Linked DNA regions of Mus musculus: region 2 is linked to region 1. The links are chromatin loops, found by intact Hi-C in ENCODE. Cell type or tissue: heart. All regions are shown on one strand. Links, peaks and the distances in the headings refer to the core of each region. The heading gives the core; the rest is flanking DNA.

Region 1 (12,298 bases), core at 3,431-5,930:
TGCTGGGGAGGATATGGAGAAAGAGGTACACTCATCCATTGCTGGTGGGATTACAAGCTTGCATACACTACAGTGGAAATCAGTCTAGCTGTTCCTCAGAATATTGGACATAGCACTACCGGTATATCCAGCAATACCTCTCCTGGGCATATACCCAGAAGATGGTCCAACTGGAAATAAGGACACATGCTCCACTATATTCATTGTACCCTTACTTGTAATCGCCAGAAGCTGGAAAGAACCCGGATGTCCCTCAACAGAGGAATAGATACAGAAAATGTGGAACAGTTACACAATGCAGTACTACTAAGCAGTTAAAAACAATGAATTTTTGAAATTCTTAGGCAAATGTATGTATCTGGAGGATATCATCCTTATTGAGGTAACCCAATCACAAAAGAAGTCACTAGATATGCACACATTGATAAGTAGATATTAGCCCAGGAACATAGAACACCCAAGATACAATTTGCTAAACACAAGAAAATCAAGAAGAGGGAAGACCAATGTGTGGATACTTCATCCCTCCTTAGAATAGAGAACAATCTGCAAATTCATCTGGAATAACAAAAAAAAAAAAAAAAAACAAAACCTAGGATAGGAAAAACTCTTCTCAAGGATAAAAGAAGCTCTGGTGGAATCACCATGCCTAACCTAAAGCTGTACTACAGAGCAAATGTGGTAAAAACTGCATGGAACTGGTATAGCTACAGACAAGTAGACTAATGGAATAGAATTGAAGACCCAGAGATGAACCCACACACCTATGGTCACTTGATCTTCGACAAGGGGAGCAAAATCCATCCAGTGGAAAAAAGATGGCATTTTCAACAAATGGTGCTGGTACAACTGGCGGTTATCATGTAGAAGAATTCGAATTGATCCATTCCTATCTCCTTGTACTAAGGTCAAATCTAAATGGATTAAAGAACTACATATAAAACCAGAGACACTGAAACTTATAGAGGAGAAAGTAGGGGAAAGATATGGGTACAGGGGAAAAAAATCCTGAATAGAACAGCAATGGCTTGTGCTTTAAGATCGAGAATCTACAAATGAATCCTCATAAAATTGCAAAGCTTCTGCAAGGCAAAGGACACCGTCAATAAGACAAAAAAGCCACGAACAGATTGGGAAAGTATCTTTACCTATCCTAAATCAGATAGGAGACTAATATCCAATAAATATAAAGAACTCAAGCAGGTGGACTCCAAAAAATCAAATAACCCCATTAAAAAATGGGGCTCAGAGCTAAACAAAGAAATCTCACCTGAGGAATACAGAATGGCTGAGAAGCACCTGAAAAAAATGTTCAACATCCTTAATCATCAGGGAAATGCAAATCAAAACAACCCTGAGATTCCACCTCACACCAGTCAGAATGGCTAAGATCAAAATCTCAGGTGACAGCAGATGCTGGTGAGGATGTGGAGAAAGAGGAACACTCCTAGATTGTTGGTGGGATTGCAAGCTTGTAGAACCACTTTGGAAATCAGTCTGGTGGTTCCTCAGAAAATTGGGCATAGTACTACTGGAGGATCACACAATACCTCTCCTGGGCATCTATCCAGAAAATGATCCAACCGGAAAAAAGGACACTTGCTCCACTATGTTCATAACAGCCTTATTTATAATAGCCAGAAGCTGGAAAGAAACCAGATTCCCCTCAACAGAGGAATGGAAACAGAAAATGTGGTACATTTACACAGTGGAGTACTACACAGCTATTAAAAGGAATGAATTTATGAAATTCCTAGGCAAATGGTTGGACCTGGATGGCATCATCCTGAGTGAGGTAAACCAATCACAAAATAACTCACACAATATGTACTCACTGATAAGTGGATATTAGCCCAAAACTTAGGATACCCAAGATATAAGATACAATTTGCTAAACGCATGAAACTCAAGAAGAATGAAGACCAAAGTGTGGACACTGTGCTCCTTCTTAGAATTGGGAACAAAACACCCATGGAAGGAGTTACAGAGACAAAATTTGGAGCTGTGACGAAAGGATGGACCATCTAGAGACTGCCATATCTAGGGATCCACCCCATAATCAGCTTCCAAACTCTGACACCATTGCATACCCTAGCAAGATTTTGCTTAAAGGACCCAGATATAGCTGTCTCTTATGAGACTATGCTGGGGCTTAGCAAAAACAGAAGTGGATGCTCACAGTCAGCTATTGGATGGATCACAGGGCCCCCAATAGAGGAGCTAGAGAAAGTACCCAAGGAGCTAAAGGGATCTACAACCCTATAGGTGGAACAACACTATGAACTAACCAGTACCCCCTGGAGCTCTTGTCTCTAGCTGCATATGTATCAGAAGATGGCCTAGATGGCCATCAGTGGAAAGAGAGGTCCATTGGTCGTGCAAACTTTATCTGCCTCAGTACAGGGGAACGCCAAGGCCAAGTAGTGGTAGTGGGTGGGTGGGGGATTTGTTGGGGGACTTTTTGGATTATTGGATTGGATATGTAAATGAAATAAATACCTAATAAAAAATTTTTTAAAAAAGAATAGGGAACAAAATATCCATGGAAGGAGTTACAGAGAAATAGTTTGGAGCTGAGATGGAAGAATGAACCATCCAGAGACTGCCCCACCAGGAGATCAATCCCATAATCAATCAACATCCGAACCCAGACACTATTTCATACACCAGCAAGATTTTTTTTACAGGACCCTGATATAGCTATCTCTTTTGAGGCTATGCCAGTGCCTGGCAAATACAGAAGTGAATGCTCACAGTCAACTATTGGATGGAACACAGGGCCTTCAATGGAGGAGCTAGAGAAAATACCCACAGAGCTGAAGGGGTCTGCAACCCTATAGGAGGAACACCAATATGAACTAACAAATACCCCCTGAGCTTGTGTCTCTAGCTGCTTAAGTAGCAGAAGATGGCCTAGTTTGCCATCATTGGGAAGAGAGGACCCTTGGTCTTGCAATCAATATATGCCTCAGTAGAGGTGAATGCCAGGACCAAGAAGTGGGAGTGGGCAAATTGGGGAGCAGGGTGGGGGGAGGGGATAGGGGACTTTCAGAATAGCATTTGAAATGTAAATGAAGAAAATATCTAATAAATAATTGTTAAAAAATAAATAAAATAAAACAGACCATATGCAGCTCATCTCTAGAGAACCACTGACCTTAAGACTAGACCAAATCTATCACTTCCTTAAAATACAAATTCTCCCAATCCATGTCAATTGATGTGATGTTGCCAATATAAAATAACATTTTTGAAGAGATGGATGATTACAACCAAGTTGGAGTATACTTAGAATTTATAAATAAAGTAGGGCTTTTGAAGACTTCATTGGTAAAAGGTTGAATATACAGTAACTCTAGGTGGAATTCTGTATTTCTTTAAAGAAGCTTTTGGTATCACATGAGAAATATTAAAATGCAAACAAACAAATAGCTTCAAATAGCTGCCTTCTGTGGGTTGAAAATGGCAGTTCACAGAACAAAGAAGTGGCTTATACATGTTATTATCATCTCAGCAATATTCAAGTTTCCTTTTCTAATGCTTCTGTTACCAAGCTACTTTTTATACTATAATTTGTTGGTGACCACACCTGCCTATCCAGAAGAGGTTCCAAGATGACTAAGCACAGCTTACAACTTAGCTCTTCTCTCTTAAGTCGATAAATGCTTCTGATTATAGTTCACACACCACATGCATGACTTTGAGTAATGTGAAAACCCTATTCCAGAAAGTATTTATGATCCATCTCCAGTTTATGCACTCTCACACCTTAACCTCTGAACTGACTACAAGTCTCTTTGAGATAAGCAACATTACTGATGTTAATCTCACCTCCCTCTTTCTAGTAGCAAACTGGCATCCTTCAAGGTAAGAACTGTCCTGGATCCATTCAATGGATTGCATTCTATGCTACAAGTGCTTAAATATATATTGAATGTAATTAAACTAGATCTATAGAATCTGGTTATCTATAGAAGCAGAAAAATTCATTTGGACCTATAAATATAAAACATCTTGATTCACCATTGGAAGAATTGTCATCCTGTAGGGGAAAATTGTTAAAATTCTTGGATCCTACACAGCATATTCCCAGGTAGTGAAACTAATATAACTAGCTGGGACTGAAATGTTTGAATATTGAGTACCTGTTAGTGAAATATATTCCAGACCCACTCTAGAATGACTGAATTTATCTAAGATTAGATTTCTCTAAACATTTATGAAATGAGAAACATGGGTCCTATAGGGTGTAGGCAGATATTTTGCCTCAAAGAAAAAGATAATAACATGAGCCACTTGCCCAGTGGTTAGCTGTGTGCCTTGTCAAAAACAAATCAAAGATGAGACAAAACACCTGAGTGTACTTACCTGCCATGCAAGAGACTGAACCAGATAAAAATCACTTACTTGTTGACTCGTGGTGTTATTTGCATAAAGTAAACACACACACACACACACACACACACACACACACACACACACCATTTTCTAAAGATTCACAATTTGGTGGCAATATTAATAGGTGGTAGCATTAGGAAGTGCTGCCAGAATGGAGGCTATATAGTATTGAGGGATATTTCCTGTGCTCACTCTGTTTTCTGGCCATCATTAGGTGAACAGCTTTCTTCTGTCATGACATTTCAGGCTTGCCACAGCTTAAAAGCAATGGACCAGAAACCTTAAGTCAAGATGAGCCTTTTCTTCTCAGTGGTATTCGTCAGATACTTCATCTCAGTGATAGAAGCCTGAGTAACACATAGGAAGAAAATGCCAAGGTTTCTGATATGAGGGATACAAAGAGAAGGTATATGGACACTGATTAAATGTGAGTAACCTGAACATGGACCATAGCTGTTAGAATTGTAAAATGTTTCTGCTTTTGACCTCTCTAGGCTTATGTGTCTCACTTGAATAGTGGAATTGCATCAGAGGGTTTCAATTTTGTTTTGCTCGTTTAGCTTCCTTGTCCCTCTAGTTCTTTGATTTGTACAAATTGCTTTCCTGTAGTAACTACTGCCATCCTATGAAGGGAGGTCTACATTTTGAGCCAACTTTGTGTGATTAACTGGAACCTGAAAAGGCGTCTTTGGTTAACTGTTCACACATGTAAAATGTATGTAATAAATTATTCTTCACCAGTCAAATGAGTCAATTCAAGCCAGATTGGAGTTTTTCAAGACAGGTTTTTTGGGATGCCATTTCACTGGTCTAAAGGAATGAAGCCAGTGAAGTCACTATGGGGAAGAGACAATTGCAGAGAGAAAAAGAGAGAAAGCTTGCATACACAGGGAAAGAAAAAATGCAGAGCATGGAGAAAGAGGAAGGGGATCAAAATGTCGGGATTATACAGGGAGGAGCTTCTTGGGGAGGGTCATAACACTGATGAGACCTCATGAAACTGAAAAACTTCAATAAGGCGAAAATCAAATCACTGCCTACAGAATGGGAAACAATTTTTATCAACTCCACATCCAACAGAAGCCTAATACGTAATATATATAAAGAACTGAATAAACTAGCCATCAACAAAACAAAAAAATACAATAAAAATGGCTCACAGGCTTTTTCATGATGCCTCCTAGGCAGTCGGCTATGTCCAGATGAAGCTGAATATCACCTTCCCTGGCACTGGCTGTCAATAGCTCATTGAGGTGGAAGACGAACGCAAGCTTCGCACATTTTATGAGAAGTGCATGGCCACAGAAGTTGCTGCTGATGCTCTTGGTGAGGATTAGAAGTGTTATGTGGTCTGGATCAGTGGTGGGAATGAAAGGCAAGTTTTCCATGAAGCAAGGCATTTTGACCCATAGCAGAGTATATCTGTTGTTGAGTAAGAGGCATTCCTGTTATAGACCAAGGAGAACTGGAGACAGAAAGTTCAAGTCTGTTTGAGGATGCATTGTGGACGGTAATCTCAGTGTTCTCAATTTTGTTATTGTAAAGAAAGGAGAGAAGCATATTCCAGGACTGACAGATACTACTGTGCCTCATCCGTTGGGACCTAAAAGAGCTAGTAGAATGTGAAAGCTTTTTAATCTCTCCAAAGATGACGTCTGCCAGTATGTTGTCAGGAAGCCCTAAAACAAAGATTGTAAGAAGCCCAGGACCATGTTACTCCACGTGTCCAGCAACACAAAGGCCGACCTATTGCTCTGAAGAAACAACACACTAAGAAACAACACACTAAGACAAAGAAGGAGGAGGCTGCAGAATACACTAAACTGTTGGCTAAGAGGATGAAGGAAGCCAAAGAAAAGAGCCAGGAACAGATTGCCAAGAGACATAGGCTGCCCTCGCTGAGAAATTCTACTTCTAAGTCTGAGTCCAGTCAAAAATGAGTTTTTTAGAAGAACAAATAAGTAATGACCTTGAAAAAAATGGCACACAGATCTAAACAAAGGATTCTAAAATGGATTGAGAAATACTTTTAAAATGTTCAACATCTTTAGACATCATGGAAATGCAAATCAAAAGTAATTTGAAATTCCATCTTATACATGACAGAATGGCTAAGATCAAAACTGCAAGTTACAGCTCACGTTGCCAAGGATGTAGAGCAGACCTCCCCTGGTGGAATGATTGCACACTTGTACAACCATTGTAAAAAATAATATGACAGCTTCTCAGAAATTTAGGAAACTATCTACCTTAAAACCTAACTCTAGCACTTGGGACATATTCCTAAAAGATGCCATTCTACCAGAAGGACACTTGGTTGAACATGTTCATTGCAGGTTTATTTATAATAGCCAGAAACTGGAGACAACCTAGATGGCCATTAACCAAAGAATGGATTTAGAAAATCCCATTAAATTTTCATTTTATATAAGTGCATCCTACTCAAAGTTGGCTGAGAGTCCTATCCTGCTGTACATTCTAACATGGAGGAAATGCTGTCCTTTTGGTAGGTGGCCCTTCATTTCTCTCCAGAAGAGTGAAGACTTAGCCTGGGGCCAGTTCAGTGAAACTTTTACTGGAATGTGATGTTGCAGAATTACATCAACCTGTTTTTCCTGGTCAATGTGTTGACTCTTATAGGAAGTTTCCAGGGAGAATTCTCCATCAGAATTCACCAGAAACTAGACCAGAGACAGAAATTAACAGTAGACCAGGATTTCAACAAAAGTCTCCAACTAGGACTCCAACCATCATTGTCTTCACTCTTAGTGGAAGAATACTGGGAAGAATCTCTTATCATAATTCAAATCCTTTACCAAATACTAGACTTTCCTCCTCAGAAGGACATAACCTTTCTTTATCAGGAAGCCTAGTACTCATCCTGGGAATTTGATAAGGGATTTGAGAGTTAAAGTGTCTTAAGTCATATCAGGATGCACCTCTGATGTACCAGTCCACCAAGCCTGGGATGTCACTTGATTCTAATCCAACTAAGAGTAATAGATTTGCTGTCTGTGGAGAAAGAAGGTTTAAACCAGAAAGGCCTCTACTCTGAAGTAAGGCATGATTGAATTATAAAGCCAAACCCCACATTACACAACAGAAGCAAGCCTGAAATTTCAAAACTTTTAGGTTCATTGATTCAAATAATTTGTTGTATGTTGTAAAACTGGCTCTACCAAAGCTGTGGGTGAGACTGTGTGAGAACCTATTCTGATGGACCATCTAGTGATTGCCATATATAGGGATTCATCCCATAATCAGCTTCCAAACGCTGACACCATTGCATACACTAGCAAGATTTTGCTGAAAGGACCCAGCTGTCTCTTGTGAAACTATGCCAGGGCCTAGCAAACCCAGAAGTAGATGCTCACAGTCAGCTATTGAATGGATCACAGGGCCCCCAATAGAGGAGCTAGAGAAAGCACCCAAGAAACTGAAGGTAACTGCAACCCTATAGGTGGAACAACAATATGAACTAACCAGTACCCCTGAGCTCTTGTCTCTAGCTGCATATGTATCAAAGGATGGCCTAGTTGGCCATCACTGGAAAGAGAGGCCCATTGGACTTGCAAACTTTATATGCCCCAGTACAGGGGAACGCCAGGGCCAAAAAGGGGGACTGGGTGGGTAGGAGAGTAGGGGGGTGGGTATGGGGGACTTTTGGGATACCATTGGAAGTGTAAATGAGGAAAATACCTAATAAAAATAAAAATAAAAAAATTCAGATTTCTGAAGATTCGAGATTTCTTCATTTACTTTGCAGTTTGATATTCTATATTAATATTTAACAAAGGGCACCTCTAAAAAGCATTTGTCTTCATATAATCTACATATTTATGTTGGTGTAATATCCAATTATAAAACACATTTGGGCAATAAGACATAAAACTATCTGTGGTCCAGTTCTGTGAGCTTGAACAGTTTAATCACAAGTCTTTCAAATTCGTGCCTTGTACACTATTTCTCCCATTCATTGCTCAATGATTGTTTAATATAAATGAATAATCCTTAGAAATTAGGTTAATGGGAACCCCAGCCCAAGTCAAGCATCACAGGCAGGAAGAGTAAGCATGAGGTATGCCCCAGTCCAGCACCAGTTAGCTTGTGCAGGCAGACCTCTCCCAAGACAACCCCCAGACTGGTGCCACAAGCCTGGGCATATCATCTTTGAGATGATGCCTGCCCAGTGATACTTAGTCTGGCAGGTCTTGGCACTCCTGAGAACACCCCAGATACACAGAAGCCTCAGGCTCAACTAAGATGAACAAATATGTCGTAGAGAAATGGAAAATAAAGAGAAGCAGAGAGATGTGGGAACAATGAAGAGAGGCAGAACTGGATGCTTGAGGTTATAACAGCTTGGTGTGAATAGCCAGTGATGCCCCCTAAGGAAATGGTTAGGTTCTGGTGCATGTTACCACCATGGCTGAATCTATGGCCCTGCAGCATTGGGGGTCTGTTACCAACAAAGGCCAGGTAGATGGCCTTGGTCTGGGCTACTGCCTAGGGTCATTTTGATGCCTCAGAGCTGTGCTCTGCCCCTTTCCAGCTTCAGAAATTTGGCTCTGCACCTGGTCCTGGTCCTGCTGGCAGGTGGACAGGTGAGTCAGCCTGAGAGCATGAGAATGGGAGAGCATTTCCTTCTTGTTGGCTGTAGCACTGGGAATGCTAGTTGAAACAGTGCTGGAGAGCTTTCCCTAGTGGTGTGGGTATGGGAAAGCTGGCTGGCTGACCAGGTCACTTACCACCCAGGCCCAGAATCAGGACTTTGAGTTGGCCCACCCCAACTTCTGCCCAATTGGTCAACTTCTGAAGCATGTGAAGGGTCCAGTCCTATAGATCCAAAGCTCAGGACCTACATGACACAGGGCAATAACAGGATATCTGAAAATGTCCCAATAAAAATACAGTATTGATAATGTAGTGGAAACCATAAGCCTTGAACCACAAAATGACTCATTGCAATGAACATTAGCAAGTAAAAAAATATGGACAAAGAGGTATACTATGAGACACATTATGACACACTACATTTTCCAGAGATTTTTTTCTCTCTGGTGGTGGGGGAGGTTGAAAAGTCAGAGGGTGGGTATGGAAGGACAGGAGATTAATGTAATTGTGTTGTGTGATGTGGAATTAATAAAGAATCAATAAAAATTCAATAATTTTCAGGTAAATGGATGGAACTAGAAAAAAAAATCATCCTGAGTGAGGTAAGCCAGATCCAGAAAGACAAACATGACACATGGTCACTCATAAGTGATCATTAGCTGTTAAGTAAAGGAGAATCAGGCTACAATCCACAGACTGAGAGATGGTACCTATCAAATAGGGGGCAGGGGGAACAGTGCATGGATCTTCCTAAAAGAAAATAGAATAAATTTTGAGGATGAACTGGGCCAAGAAGGATTGAAAGAACCTAGTGGGAAATCCCCACTCATGTCCCAAGTAGGCGTGCACCCAAAGAATCACGAGAGACTGTCTTGATGCAAACACACAAGGTGGTTTAATGATGGAGCTCCTGGCCAACACGTATCTCACACAGGAGACAGAGGTCATCTACCTCGAGGCTCAAAAGTTAGGGGTTTATATAGGAAAAGAGTGGGGGTAGGGGGAGAATTTGTGCAGCTACACACAAATGGGCAGTTTAAACATCAGTGAGCAGTATGTGATAGTAACTCTAAAGGGAGGGTGTTTATGTTGGTCAACAGGACATCTGGCTAAGCTAAAACCATATCAGCAGGTGGCCCATTACTCATCTGAGTTTGTCTGGAGATTGTCCTTGTGCACCTTTCTTATCTCAATGGCTATTTGTTTCCTGGGATGACTTTACAGCCTTGTTCTTTGCTCTAGGCCCAAAAAGTCCTCCTAACTAGCAAGCTGCATGAGTCATGGACCTTGAATTATAATTTTCTTTCAGGATCAAGTAGAAATGTTGGATGGAGAGACTACTGGGAGAGATGACTAGATTTGGGTGCATTTAGGGGATATGTGGAGACCTGGTGCAGTGAGAAAGCCTTGGAATCTGTGAAAGTGGCCATAACAACAACTTCTAGTAATGAGGGTTATGGAGCCTGAACCAGCCATCTTCTGTAACTAGGCAAGGCTCCCAGCAGTTAGACTGGTACATCAACCCAACCACAAAACTTTGAAACTACAGTCTGTCCTGTTAGTAAGATTTTCTGGGATAGTGTTTATTAGCATTTCTTCTAGACTCTGTCCCACAGTTACCTGATAACAACCAGGTATCACTGGCTCACTTTAAAATGGTCTGTTTGCCCCTGCCCCCCCCCTCTCTCTCTCACTCTCACTCTTTTATCCTCTTATTCTCTTGCCCTCTCTGTCCCTTCTCTCACCATTCCTCTCCCCACTCTCTCCCCATCTGTTCCTGGCTGACCTCTCCCTCTCCCTCTACTTCTCCCTCCCTCTCTTCCCTCCCCCCATCTCTTTCCCTCTCTCCCTCTCTCCCTCTCTCCCCTTCTCTCCTGATAGAAGCCATCATACAAAATGTGCTAATAACTAGCAGGTGATCTTCCTTTACATTAGATTATATCTACAATGAAGCTCTCATAGACAAGGCCCAGCAGAAGTTCATTATAGGATAGATCCCTGATATTAATATGCTTTTTCTGTTATTATTAAACATATCTAACAATCACTAGGTATTTACCCACCCCTTTTTAAGCAGATCTCAGCAGATCTAAGATGTACTGTCTTGTAGTGATTTGTCTATACAAATAGATAAATATTAATGGTGATCCTATAAGAATTCTTAAAATTATATCCGTATGTATTAACTCTTTTATAGAATGACTGCTATTAGGCCCTTTTCTGATAGTCAAACCTTTAATGAGAATTCTGTCAGTTTCCCATGTGTCACCAATTAACTGCTTCTAGCTAGTAACTAGACTTTCTATTACTCAGAGACCATTCCAAGGGGTTGTAAAACAAATAAACAAAGGTCATAAGGAGGTAACTAATGACTTATTATAGGTTCTAAGAAAGAAGATAAAATATTGACTGGGTTTATCTATACAAAACTTCACTAATAACTTAGATATAGTTTTATCTTTCAATGAACCTGTAGAACTGTAACAAATGGTGAATAATCAGTCATATAATTACTCCTAATGGATATACATGTAAGCATTCTCTGTCATGAACATCTATTTCAATTTATGATTTGAATTTTATGTGGTAATTTGTGATGAGCTTTTTACCATGTGATCATGTATTCTAAAAATAAATATAAGTGTGGAAAACAAGAGAGTGCTCAAGGGAAATGAGCGGAGGAGAATTTTTTTAGACAGACACGTTTTAGACAGAAGTGAACTCAAGAATTTAGAAGTATAGGTATAGCCTTTGGAGAAAGCACATTGAGAGTAAGAGCATTATTGTGACATCAGAGCAGGAAGATAAAGCAAGATTAGAAGGAGAATACAGAGTAGAATAATTTAGAAACTATATGGTTACATAAAAAACTAAGAGAGCAATATGCAGAATGCAAAGGAAAAGAGGAAAAAAGAAGCTGCAAAGGGAGGAGAAAGAGCAGTCAGGCTTCTTACCATGGGACAGAACAGATCTTTTCTTAATTACAAGGCAGGCTTACACTCATTAAAGGAAGACAACGTTCTTCTTATAAACTAGGTTTTAAGTCATTTAGCATTAAAAGAGTTGAAACTTTTTCTTTCTCTATGCAATAAAGATTGGAGCTCATTTTTCATCCAGAATCAATGAGTTCCTTCTGCACTGGTGCTTGGAATTTTGCTCCATATGCACATGTAAGTATGGATGTCTCTCTCTCTCTCTCTCTCTCTCTCTCTCTCTCTCTCTCTGTGTGTGTGTGTGTGTGTGTGTGTGTGTGTAAGATTGTGAGAATGCACACAAGATGTACCCA
Region 2 (12,298 bases), core at 4,211-6,710, 120 kb after region 1:
ATAGTCACCAAGAATATAAAACATCTTGGTGTGATTCTAACTAAGGAAGTGAAAGATCTGTATGATAAGAACTTCAAGTCTCTCAAGAAAGAAATTGAAGAAGATCTCAGAAGATGGAAAGATCTTCCATGCTCATGGATTGGCAGGATTAATATAGTCAAAATGGCTATCTTCCTGAAAGGAATGTACAGATTCAATGCAGTCCCCATCAAAATTCTCACTCAATTCTTCATTGAGTTAGAAAGGGCAATTTGCAAATTCATCTGGAGTAACAAAAAACCTAGGAGAGCAAAAACTACTCTTAACAATGAAAGAACCTCTGGTGGAATCTCCATGCCTGACCTAAAGCTATACTACAGAGCAATTGTCATAAAAACTGCATAGTACTATTACAGCTACAGACAGGTAGATCAATGGAATAGAATTGTAGAATCAGAAATAAACCCACACACCTGTGTTCAATTGAAATTTGACAAAGGAGCTAAAACCATCCAGTGGAACAAATATAGCATATTCAAGAAATGGTGCTGGCACAAATGGTGATTATCATGTAGAAGAATGCGAAATGATCCATTCGTATCTCCTTTTACAAAGCTCAATAATAAGTGGATCAAAGAACTCCACATAAAACCAGAGACATTGAAATTTATACAGGAGAAAGTGGGAAAAATCCTTAAAGATATGGTCACAAGGGAAATATTCCTGAAGAGAACAGCAATGTCTTATGCTGTAAGATCAAGAATTGACAAATGGGACCTCATAAAACTGCAAAGCTCCTGTAAAGCAAAAGACACTGTCAATAAGACAAAAAGGCCACCAACAGATTCGGAAAGGATTTTTACCTATCCTAAATCTGATAGGGGACTAATATCCAATATATACAAGGAACTCAAGAAGCTGGACCCCAGAAATTAAAATTGCCCTATTAAAAAATGGAGTACGAAGATAAACAAAGAATTATCAACTGAGAAATACCAAAGGGCTGAGAAGCACCTGGAAAAATGTTCAACATCCATAATCATCAGGGACATGCAAATCAAAACAGCCCTGAGAGTCCACCTCACACCAGTAAGAATGGCTATGATAAAAAATTCAGGTAAGAGCAGATGTTGGGGAGGATATGGAGAAAGAGGTACACTCCTCCATTGCGGGTGGGATTGCAAGCTTGTATACACTAGATTGGAAATCAGTCTGGCTGTTCCTCAGAATGTTGGACATAGTACTACCAGAAGATCCAGCAATACCTCTCCTGAGCATATACCCAGAAGATTGTCCAACTGGAAATAAGGACACATGCTCCGCTATATTTATAGCAGCCTTACTTATAATCGCCAGAAGCTGGAAAGAACCCAGATGTCCCTCAACAGAAGAATAGATACAGAAAATGTTGTACAATTACACAATGTAGTACTACTCAGCAATTAAAAACAATGAATTTTTGAAATTCTTAGGCAAATATATGTATCTGGAGGATATCATTCTTATTGAGTTAACCCAATCACAAAAGATATTAGCCCAGGAACATAGAACACCCAAGATACAATTTGCAAAACACAAGAAAATCAAGAAGAGGGAAGACCAATGTGTGGATACTTCATTTCTCCTTAGAATAGGGAAAAATCTGCAAATTCATCTGGAATAACAAAAAACCTAGGATAGCAAAAACTCTTCTCAAGGATAAAAGAACCTCTGGTGGAATCACCATGCCTGACCTAAAGCTGTACTACAGAGCAATTGTGATTTTTAAAAAAAAAATGCATGGCACTGGTATAGCAACAGACAAGTAGACCAATGGAATAGAATTGAAGACCCAGAAATGAACCCACACACCTATGGTCACTTGATCTTTGACAAGGGAGCTAAAACCATCCAGTGGAAAAAAGACAGCGTTTTCAACAAATGGTGCTGGCACAATTGGAGGTTATCATGTAGAAGAATGCGAATCCATCCATACCTATCTCCTTGTACTAAGGTCAAATCTAAGTAGATCAAGGAACTTCACATAAAACCAGAGACACTGAAACTTATAGAGGAGAGAGTAGGGAAAAGCCTCAAAGATATGGGTACAGGGGGAAAATTCCTGAATAGAACAGCAATGGCTTGTGCTGTAAGATCGAGAATTGACAAATGGGACCTCATAAAATTGCAAACCTTCTGCAAGGCAAAGGACACCATCAATAAGAGAAAAAGGTCACCAACAGATTGGGAAAGGATCTTTACCTACCCTAAATCAGATAGGGGACTAATATCCAATATATATAAAGAACTCAAGAAGGTAGACTCCAGAAAATCAAATAACCCCATTAAAAAATGGGGCTCAGAGCTAAACAAAGAATTCTCACCTGAGGAATACTGATTGGCTGCGAAGCACCTGAAAAAATGTTCAACATCCTTAATCATCAGGGAAATGCAAATCAAAACAACCCTGAGATTCCACCTCACACCAGTCAAAATGGCTAAGAACAAAAACTCAGGAGACAGCAGATGCTGGTGAGGATGTGGATTAAGAGGAACACTCCTAGGCTGTTGGTGGGATTGCAAGCTTGTACAACCACTCTGTAAATCAGTCTGGCAGTTCCTCAGAAAATTCGACATAGTACTACTGGAGGATCCCGCAATACATCTCCTGGGCATATATCCAGAAGATGTTCCAACCGGTAAGAAGGACACTTGCTCCACTATGTTCATAACAGCCTTATTTATAATAGCCAGAAGCTGGAAAGAACCCAGATTCCCCTCAACAGAGGAATGGATGCAGAAAATGTGGTACATTTACACAATGGAGTATTACTCGGCTATTAAAAAGAATGAATTTATGAAATTCCTAGTCAAATGGATCGACCTGGAGGGCATCACCCTGAGTGAAGTAAACCAATCACAAAAGAACTCACATAATATGTACTCACTGATAAGTGGATATTAGCCAAGAAACTTAGAATACCCAAGATAGAAGTTACAACTTGCTAAACACATGAAAATCAAGAAGAATGAAGACCAAAGTGTGGACACTTTGCCTCTTCTTAGAATTGGGAACAAAACACCCATGGAAGGAGTTACAGAGACAAAGTTTGGAGCTGAGACGAAAGGATGGACCATCTAGAGACTGCCATATCCGGGGATGCATCCCATAATCAGCCTCCAAACTCTGACACCATTGCATACCCTAGCAAGATTTTGCTGAAAGGACCCAGATATAGCTGTCTCTTGTGAGACTATGCCGGGGCTTAGCAAAAACAGAAGTGGATGCTCACAGTCAGCTATTGGATGGATCACAGGGCCCCTAATGGAGGAGCTAGAGAAAGTAACCAAGGAGCTAAAGGGATCTCCAACCCTATAGGTGGAACAACAATATGAACTAACAAGTACCCACAGAGCTCGTGTCTCTAGCTGATTATGTAGCAGAAGATGGCCTAGTTTGCCTTCATTGGGAAGAGCGGACCCTTGGTCTTGCAAAAAATATATGCCTCAGTAGAGTGGAAGGCCAGGGCCAAGTGGGAGTGGGCAAGTTGGGGAGCAGGGTGTGGGGAGGGGATAGGGGACTTTCAGAATAGCATTTGAAATGTAAATGAAGAAAATATCTAATAAATAATTGTTAAAAATAAATAAAATAAAACAGACCATATGAAGCTGATCTCTAGAGAACCTCTGACCTTAATACTAGACCAAATCTATCATTTCCTTAAAATATAAATTCTCCCAATCCATGTCAATTGATGTGATGTTGCCAGTATAAAATAACATTTTTGAAGAGATGGATGATTACAACCAAGTTGGAGTATAGCTTAGAATTTATAAATAAAGTGGGGCTTTTGAAGACTTCATTGGGAAAAGGTTGAATATACAGTAATTCTAGGTGGAATTCTGTATTTCTTTAAAGAAGCTTTTGGTATCACATGAGAAATATTAAAATGCAAACAAACAAATAGCTTCAAATAGCTGCCTTCTGAGGGTTGAAGATGGCAGTTCACAGAACAAAGTGGCTTATACATGTTATTATCATCTCAGCAATATTCAAGTTTCCTTTTCTAATGCTTCTGTTACCAAGCTACTTTTTAAACTATAATTTGTTGGTGACCACACCTGCCTAGCCAGAAGATGTTCCAAGATGACTAAGCACAGCTTACAACTTAGCTCCTCTCTCTTAAGTTGATAAATGCATCTGATTATAGTTCGCACACCACATGCATGACTTTGAGTAATGTGAAAACCCTATTCCAGAAAGTATTTATGATCCATCTCCAGTTTATGCTCTCTCACACCTTAACCTCTAACTGAACTGACTACAAGTCTCTTTGAGATAAGCAACATTACTGACGTTAACATCACCTCCCTCTTTCTAGTAGCAAACTGACATCCTTCAAGGCAAGAACTGTCCTGGATCCATTCTATGGATTGCATTCTATGCTACAAGTGCTTAAATATATATAGAGAGAATGTAATTAAGCTAGATCTATAGAATCTGGTTATCTATATAAGCAGAAAAATTCATTTGGACCTATAAATATGAAACATCCTGATTCACCATTGGAAGAATTGTCATCCTGTAGGGGAAAATTGTTAAAATTCCTGGATCCTACACAGCATACTCCCACGAAGTGAAACTAATACAACTAGCTGGGACTGAAATGTTTGAATATTGAGTACCTGTTAGTGAAATATATTCCAGATCCACTGTAGAATGACTGAATTTATCTAAGATTAGATTTCTCTAGACTTTTATGAAATGAGACACATGGGTCCTATAGGGTATAGGCAGATATTTTGCCTCAAAGAAAAAGATAATAACATTATCCACTTGCCCAGTGCTTAGCTGTGTGTCCTGTCAAAAACAAATCAAAGATGAGACAAAACACCTGAGTGTACTTACCTGCCATACAAGAGACTGAACCAGTCAAAAATCACTTACTTGTTGACTCGTGGTGTTATTTGCATAAAGTAAACACACACACACACACACACACACACACACACACACGTCATTTTCTAAAGATTAATAATTTGGTGGCAATATTAGTAGTTGGTAGCATTAGGAAGTGCTGCCAGAATGGAGGAATTGGCTATATAGTATTGAGGGATATTTCCTGTGCTCATTCTATTTTCTGGCCATCATTAGGTGAACAGCTTTCTTCTGTCATGACATTTCAGGCTTGCCACAAGCAATGGACCAGAAACCTTAATGAGCCTTTTCTTCTCAGTGGTATTCATCAAATACTTCATCTCAGTGATAGAAGCCTGAGTAACAAATAGGAAGAAAATGCCAAGGTTTCTGATATGAGGGATACAAGAGAAGGTATATGGACACTGATTAAATGTGAGTAACCTGAACATGGACCGTAGCTGTTAGAATTGTAAAATGTTTCTGCTTTTGACCTCTCTAGGCTTCTTTGTCTCACTTGAATAATGGAATTGCAACAAAGGGTTCCAGTTTCGTTTTGCTCGTTTAGCTTCAGTGTCCCTCTAATTCTTTGATTTGTACAAATTGCTTTCCTGTAGTAACTACTGCCATCCTATGAAGGGAGGTCTACATTTTGAGCCACCTTTGTGTGATTAACTGGAACCTGAAAAGGGGTCTTTGGTTAACTGTCCACACATGTAAAGTGTATGTAATAAATTATTCTTCACCAGTGAAATGAGTCAATTCAAGCCAGATTGGAGTTTTTCAAGACAGGTTTTTTGGGATGCCATTTCACTGGTCTAAAGGAATGAAGCCAGTGAAGTCACTATGGGGAAGAGACAATTGCAGAGAGAAAAAGAGAGAAAGCTTGCATACACAGGGAAAGAAAAAATGCAGAGCATGGAGAAAGAGGAAGGGGATCAAAATGTCTGGATTATACAGGGAGGAGCTTCTTGGGGAGGGTCATAACACTAATGAGACCTCATGAAACTGAAAAACTTCAGTAAGGCGAAAATCAAATCACTGCCTACAGAATGGGAAACAATTTTTATCAACTCCACATCCAACAGAAGCCTAATACGTAATATATATAAAGAACTGAATAAACTAGCTATCAACAAAACAAAAAATACAATAAAAATGGCACACAGGCTCTTTTTCATGATGCCTCCTAGGCGCTCGGCTATGTCCAGATGAAGCTGAATATCTCTTTCCCTGGCACTGGCTGTCAGAAGCTCATTGAAGTGGATGACCAACACAAGCTTCGCACATTCTATGAGAAGTGCATGGCCACAGAAGTTGCTGCTGATGCTCTTGGTGAGGATTAGAAGGGTTATGTGGCTGGATCAGCCAGCGGTGGGAATGAAAGGCAAGTTTTCCCATGAAGCAAGGCATTTTGACCCATAGCAGAGTAAACCTGTTGTTGAGTAAGAGGCATTCCTGTTATAGACCAAGGAGAACTGGAGACAGAAAGTTCAAGTCTGTTTGAGGATGCATTGTGGACGGTAATCTCAGTGTTCTCAATTTGTTATTGTAAAGAAAGGAAAGAAGCATATTCCAGGACTGACAGATACTACTGTGCCTCATCCATTGGGACCTAAAAGAGCTAGTAGAATGTGAAAGCTTTTTAATCTCTCCAAAGATGACGTCTGCCAGTATGTTGTCAGGAAGCCCTAAAACAAAGATTGTAAGAAGCCCAGGACCATGTTACTCCACGTGTCCAGCAACACAAAGGCCGACCTATTGCTCTGAAGAAACAACACACTAAGACAAACAAGGAGGAGGCTGCAGAATACACTAAACTCTTGGCTCAGAGGATGAAGGAAACCAAAGAAAAGAGCCAGGAACAGATTGCCAAGAGACGTAGGCTGCCCTCGCTGAGAGATTCTACTTCTAAGTCTGAGTCCAGTCAGAAATGAGTCATTTAGAAGAACAAATAAGTAATGACCTTGAAAAAATGACACACAGATCTAAACAAAGGATTCTAAAATGGATTGAGAAATACTTTTAAAATGTTCAACATCTTTAGACATCATGGAAATGCAAATCAAAAGGACTTTGAAATTCCATCTAATACATGGCAGAATGGCTAAGATCAAAACTGCAAGTTACAGCTCATGTTGCCAAGGATGTAGAGCAGACCTCCCCTGGTAGAATGATTGCACACTTGTACAGCCATTGTAAAAAATAGTATGACAGCTTCTCAGAAATTTAGGAAACTATCTACCTTAAAACCTAACTCTAGTACTTTTGGACATATTCCTAAAAGATGCCATTCTACCAGAAGGACACTTGATAGAATATGTTCATTGCAGTTTTATTTATAATAGTCAGAAACTGGAGACAACCTAGATGGCCATTAACTAAAGAATGGATTTAGAAAATCCCATTGAATTTTCATTTTATATAGGTGCATCCTACTCAAAGTTGGCTGAGAGACCTATCCTGCTGTACATTCTTACATGGAGGAAATGCTGTCCTTTTGGCAGGTGGCCCTTCATTTCTCTCCATAAGAGTGAAGACTTAGCCTGAGGCCAGTTCAGTGAAACTTTTACTGGAATGTGATGTTGCAGAATTACATCAACCTGTTTTTCCTGATCAATGTGTTGACTTTTATAGGAAGTTTCCAGGGAGAATTCTCCATCAGAATTCACGAGAAACTAGACCAGAGACAGAAATTAACAGTAGACCAGGATTTCACTAAAAGTCTCCAACTAGGACTCCAACCATCACTGTCTTCACTCTTAGTGGAAGAATACTGGGAAGAATCCCTTATCATGATTCAAATCCTTTACCAAATACTAGACCTTCCTCCTCAGAAGGACATAATCTTTCTTTATCAGGAAGCCTAGTAGTCATCCTGGGAATTTGATAAGGGATTTGAGAGTTAAAGTGTCTTAAGTCATGTCAGGACGCACCTCTGATGTACCAGTCCACCAAGCCTGGGATGTCACTTGATTCTAATCCAACTAAGAGTAATAGTTTTGCTGTCTATGGAGAAAGAAGGTTTATACCAGAAAGGTCTCTACTCTGAAGTAAGGCATGATTGAACTATAAAGCCAAACCCCACATTACACAACAGAAGCAAGCCTGAAATTTCAAAACTTTTAGGTTCATTGATTCAAATAATTTGTTGTATGTTGTAAAACAGTGGCTCTACCAAAGCTGTGGGTGAGACTGTGTGAGAACCTATTCTGATGGACCATCTAGTGATTGCCATATCCAGGGATACATACCATAATCAGCTTCCAAACGCTGACACCATTGCATACACGAGCAAGATTTTGCTGAAAGGACCCAGATATAGCTGTCTCTTGTGAGACTATGCCGGGGCCTAGCAAACACAGAAGTGAATGCTCACAGTCAGCTATTGAATGGATCACAGGGCCCCCAATGGAGGAGCTAGAGAAAGCACCCAAGGAACTGAAGGGAACTGCAACCCTATAGGTGGAACAACAATATGAACTAACCAGTACCCCGGAGCTCTTGTCTCTAGATGCATATGTATCAAAGGATGGCCTAGTCGGCCATCACTGGAAAGAGAGGCCCATTGGACTTGCAAACTTTATATGCCCCAGTACAGGGGAACGCCAGGGCCAAAAAGGGGAAGTGGGTGGGTAGGGAAGTAGGGGGGTGGGTATGGAGGACTTTTGGGATAGCATTGGAAGTGTAAATGAGGAAAATACCTAATAAAAATAAAAATATAAATAATTCAGAATTCTGAAGATTCGAGATTTCTTCATTTACTTTGCAGTTTGATATTCTATATTAATATTTAACAAAGGGCACCTCTAAAAAGCATTTGTCTTCATATAATCTACATATTTATGTTGGTGTAATATCCAATTATAAAACACATTTGGGCAATAAGAGATAAAACTATCTGTGGGCCAGTTCTGTGAGCTTGAACAGTTTAATCACAAGTCTTTCATATTCGTGCCTTGTACACTATTTCTCCCATTCATTGCTCAATGATTGTTTAATATAAATGAATAATCCTTTGAAATTAAGTGATGGGAACCCAAGCCCAAGCCAAGCATCACAGGCAGGAAGAGTAAGCCTAGGATATGCCCCAGTCCAGCACCAGTTGGCTTGTGCAGGCAGACCTCTCCCAAGACAACCCCCAGACTGGTGCCACAAGCCTGGGCATATCATCTTTGAGTTGATGCCTGCCCAGTGACACCTGTGAAAGCTGGCAGGTCTTGGCACTCCTGAGAATACCCCAGATACACAGAAGCCTCGGGCTCAACTAAGATGAACAAACATGTGGTAGAGAAATGGAAAATAAAGAGAAGCAGAGAGATGTGGGAACAATGAAGAGAGGCAGAACTGGATGCTTGAGGTTATAACAGCTTGGTGTGAATAGCCAGTGATGCACCCTAAGGAAATGGTAAGGTTTTGGTGCATGTTACCACCATGGCTGAATCTATGGCCCTGCAGCATTGGGGGTCTGTTACCAACAAAGGCCAGGTAGATGGCCTTGGTCTGGGCTACTGCCTAGGGTCATTTTGATGCCTCAGAGCTGTGCTCTGCCCCTTTCCAGCTTCAGAAATTTGGATCTGCACCTGGTCCTGGTCCTGCTGGCAGGTGGACAGGTGAGTCAGCCTGAGAGCATGAGAATGGGAGAGCATTTCCTTCTTGTTGGCTGTAGCACTGGGAATGCTAGTTGAAACAGTGCTGAAGAGCTTTCCCTAGTGGTGTGGGTATGGGAAAGCTGGCTGGCTGACCAGGTCACTTACCACCCAGGCCCTGAATCAGGACTTTGAGTTGGCCCACCCCAACTTCTGCCCAATTGGTCAACTTCTGAAGCATGTGAAGAGTCCAGTCCTATAGATCCAAACCTCAGGACCTACATGACACAGGGCAATAACAGAATAGCTGAAAATGTCCCAATAAAAATCCAGTACTGATAATGTAGTGGAAGCCATAAGCCTTGAACCACAAAATGACTCATTGCAGTGAACATTAGCAAGTAAAAAAAATATGGACAAAGAGGTATACTATAAGACACATTATGACACACTACATTTTCCAGAGATTTTTTTCTCTCTGGTGGTTGGGGAGGTTGAAAAGTCAGAGGGTGGGTATGGAAGGACAGGAGATTAATGTAATTGTGGTGTGTGATGTGAAATTAACAAAGAATCAATAAAATTCGATAATTTTCAGGCAAATGGATGGAACTAGAAAAAAATCATCCTGAGTGAGGTAAGCCAGGCCCAGAAAGACAAACATGACACATGGTCACTCATAAATGATCATTAGCTGTTAAGTAAAGGAGAATCAGGCTACAATCCACAGCTGAGAGATGGTACCTATCAAATAGGGGGCAGGGGGAACGGTGCATGGATCTTCCTAAAAGAAAATAGAATAAATTTTGAGGATGAACTGGGCCAAGAAGGATTGAAAGAACCTAGTGGGAAATCCCCACTCATGTCCCAAGTAGGCGTGCACCCAAAGAATCACGAGAGACTGTCTTGATGCAAACACACAAGGTGGTTTAATGATGGAGCTCCTGGCCAACACGTATCTCACACAGGAGACAGAGGTCATCTACCTCGAGGCTCAAAAGTTAGGGGTTTATATAGGAAAAGAGTGGGGGTAGGGGAAGAATTTGTACAGCTACACACAAATGGGCAGTTTAAACATCAGTGAGCAGTATGTGATAGTAACTCTAAAGGGAGGGTGTTTATGTTGGTCAACAGGACATCTGGCTAAGCTCAAACCATATCAGCAGGTGGCCCATTACTCATCTGAGTTTGTCTAGAGATTGTCCTTGTGCATCTTTCTTATCTCAATGGCTATTTGTTTCCTGGGATGACTTTACAGCCTTGTTCTTTGCTCTAGGCCCAAAAAGTCCTCCTAACTAGCAAGCTGCATGAGTCATGGACCTTGAATTTTAATTTTCTTTCAGGATCAAGTAGAAATGTTGGATGGAGAGAGTGCTGGGAGAGATGACTAGATTTGGGTGCATTTAGGGGATATGTGGAGACCTGGTGCAGTGAGAAAGCCTTGGAATCTGTGAAAGTGGCCATAACAACAACTTCTAGTAATGAGGGCTATGGAGCCTAAACCAGCCATCTTCTGTAACTAGGCAAGGCTCCCAGCAGTAAGACTGGTACATCAACCCAACCACAAAACTTTGAAACTACAGTCTGTCCTGTTAGTAAGATTTTCTGGGATAGTGTTTATTAGCATTTCTTCTAGACTCTGTTCCACAGTTACCTGATAACAACCATGTATGACTGGCTCACTCTAAAATGGTCTGTTTGCCCCTGCCCCTCTCTCTCTCTCTCTCTCTCTCTCTCTCTCTCTCTCTCTTACTCTTTTATCCTCTTATTCTCTTACCCTCTCTGTCCCTTCTCTCACCATTCCTCCCCCCACTCTTTCCTCATCTGTTCCTAGCTGACCTCTCCCTCTCCCTCTACTTCTCCCTCCCTCTCTTCCCTCGCTCCCTCTCTCCCTCTCTCCCCTTCTCTCCTGACAGAAGCCATCATACAAAATGTGCTAATAACTAGCAGGTGATCTTCCTTTACATTAGATTATATCTACAATGAAGCTCTCATAGACAAGGCCCAACAGAAGTTCATTTTAGGATAGATCCCTGATATTAATATGCTTTTTCTGTTATTATTAAACATATCTAACAATCACTAGGTATTAGCCCACCCCTTTTTAAGCAGATCTCAGCAGATCTAAGATGTACTGTCTTGTAGTGATTTGTCTATACAAATAGATAAATATTAATGGTGATCCTATAGGAATTCTTAAAATTATATCATTATGTATTAACTCTTTTATAGAATGACTACTATTAGGCCCTTTTCTGATAGTCAAAACTTTAATGAGAATTCTGTCAGTTTCCCATGTGTCACCAATTAACTGCTTCTAGCTAGTAACTAGACTTTCTACTACTCAGAGACCATTCCAAGGGGTTGTAAGACAAACAAATTTCATAAGGAGGTAACTAATGATTTATTATAGGTTCTAAGAAAGAAGATAAAATATTGACTGGGTTTATCTATACAAAACTTCACTAATAACTTAGATATAGTTTTATCTTTCAATGAACCTGTAGAACTGTAACAAATGGTGACTATTTAGTCATATAATTACTCCTAATCGATATACATGTAAGCATGCTTTGTCATGAACATCTATTTCAATTTATGATTTGAATTTTATGTGTTAATTTGTGATTAGCTTTTTACCATGTGATCGTGTATTCTAAAAAGAAATATAAGTGTGAAAAACAAAGAGAGTGCTCAAGGGAAATGAGCGGAGGAGAATTTTTTTAGACAGACACGTTTTAGACAGAAGTGAACTCAAGAATTTAGAAATACAGGTATAGCCTTGGGAGAAAGCACATTGAGAATAAGAGCATTATTGTGACATCAGAGCAGGAAG

What was found. Hi-C counts contacts between places; a loop is a spot of excess contacts. Peaks named below come from ENCODE experiments on the same cell type or tissue, not always from the same donor. Only the 100,000 strongest peaks of a DNase experiment are listed, where the experiment ranks them.
Region 2: a loop joins it to region 1, with 30 times the contacts of the local background. A loop is called at or near these places in 11 of 42 quality-filtered maps.

What each region holds. Positions count from the first base shown.
Region 1 is chr1:107,247,593-107,259,890 of GRCm38, reverse strand. It overlaps the pseudogene Gm15390. Among named protein-coding and RNA genes, the nearest start is that of Serpinb3c, 25 kb to the left of the region's middle. In heart, for the core only: no CTCF peak of the experiment used is centred there; no DNase peak of the experiment used is centred there.
Region 2 is chr1:107,132,359-107,144,656 of GRCm38, reverse strand. It overlaps the pseudogene Gm15388. Among named protein-coding and RNA genes, the nearest start is that of Serpinb3b, 23 kb to the left of the region's middle. In heart, for the core only: no CTCF peak of the experiment used is centred there; no DNase peak of the experiment used is centred there.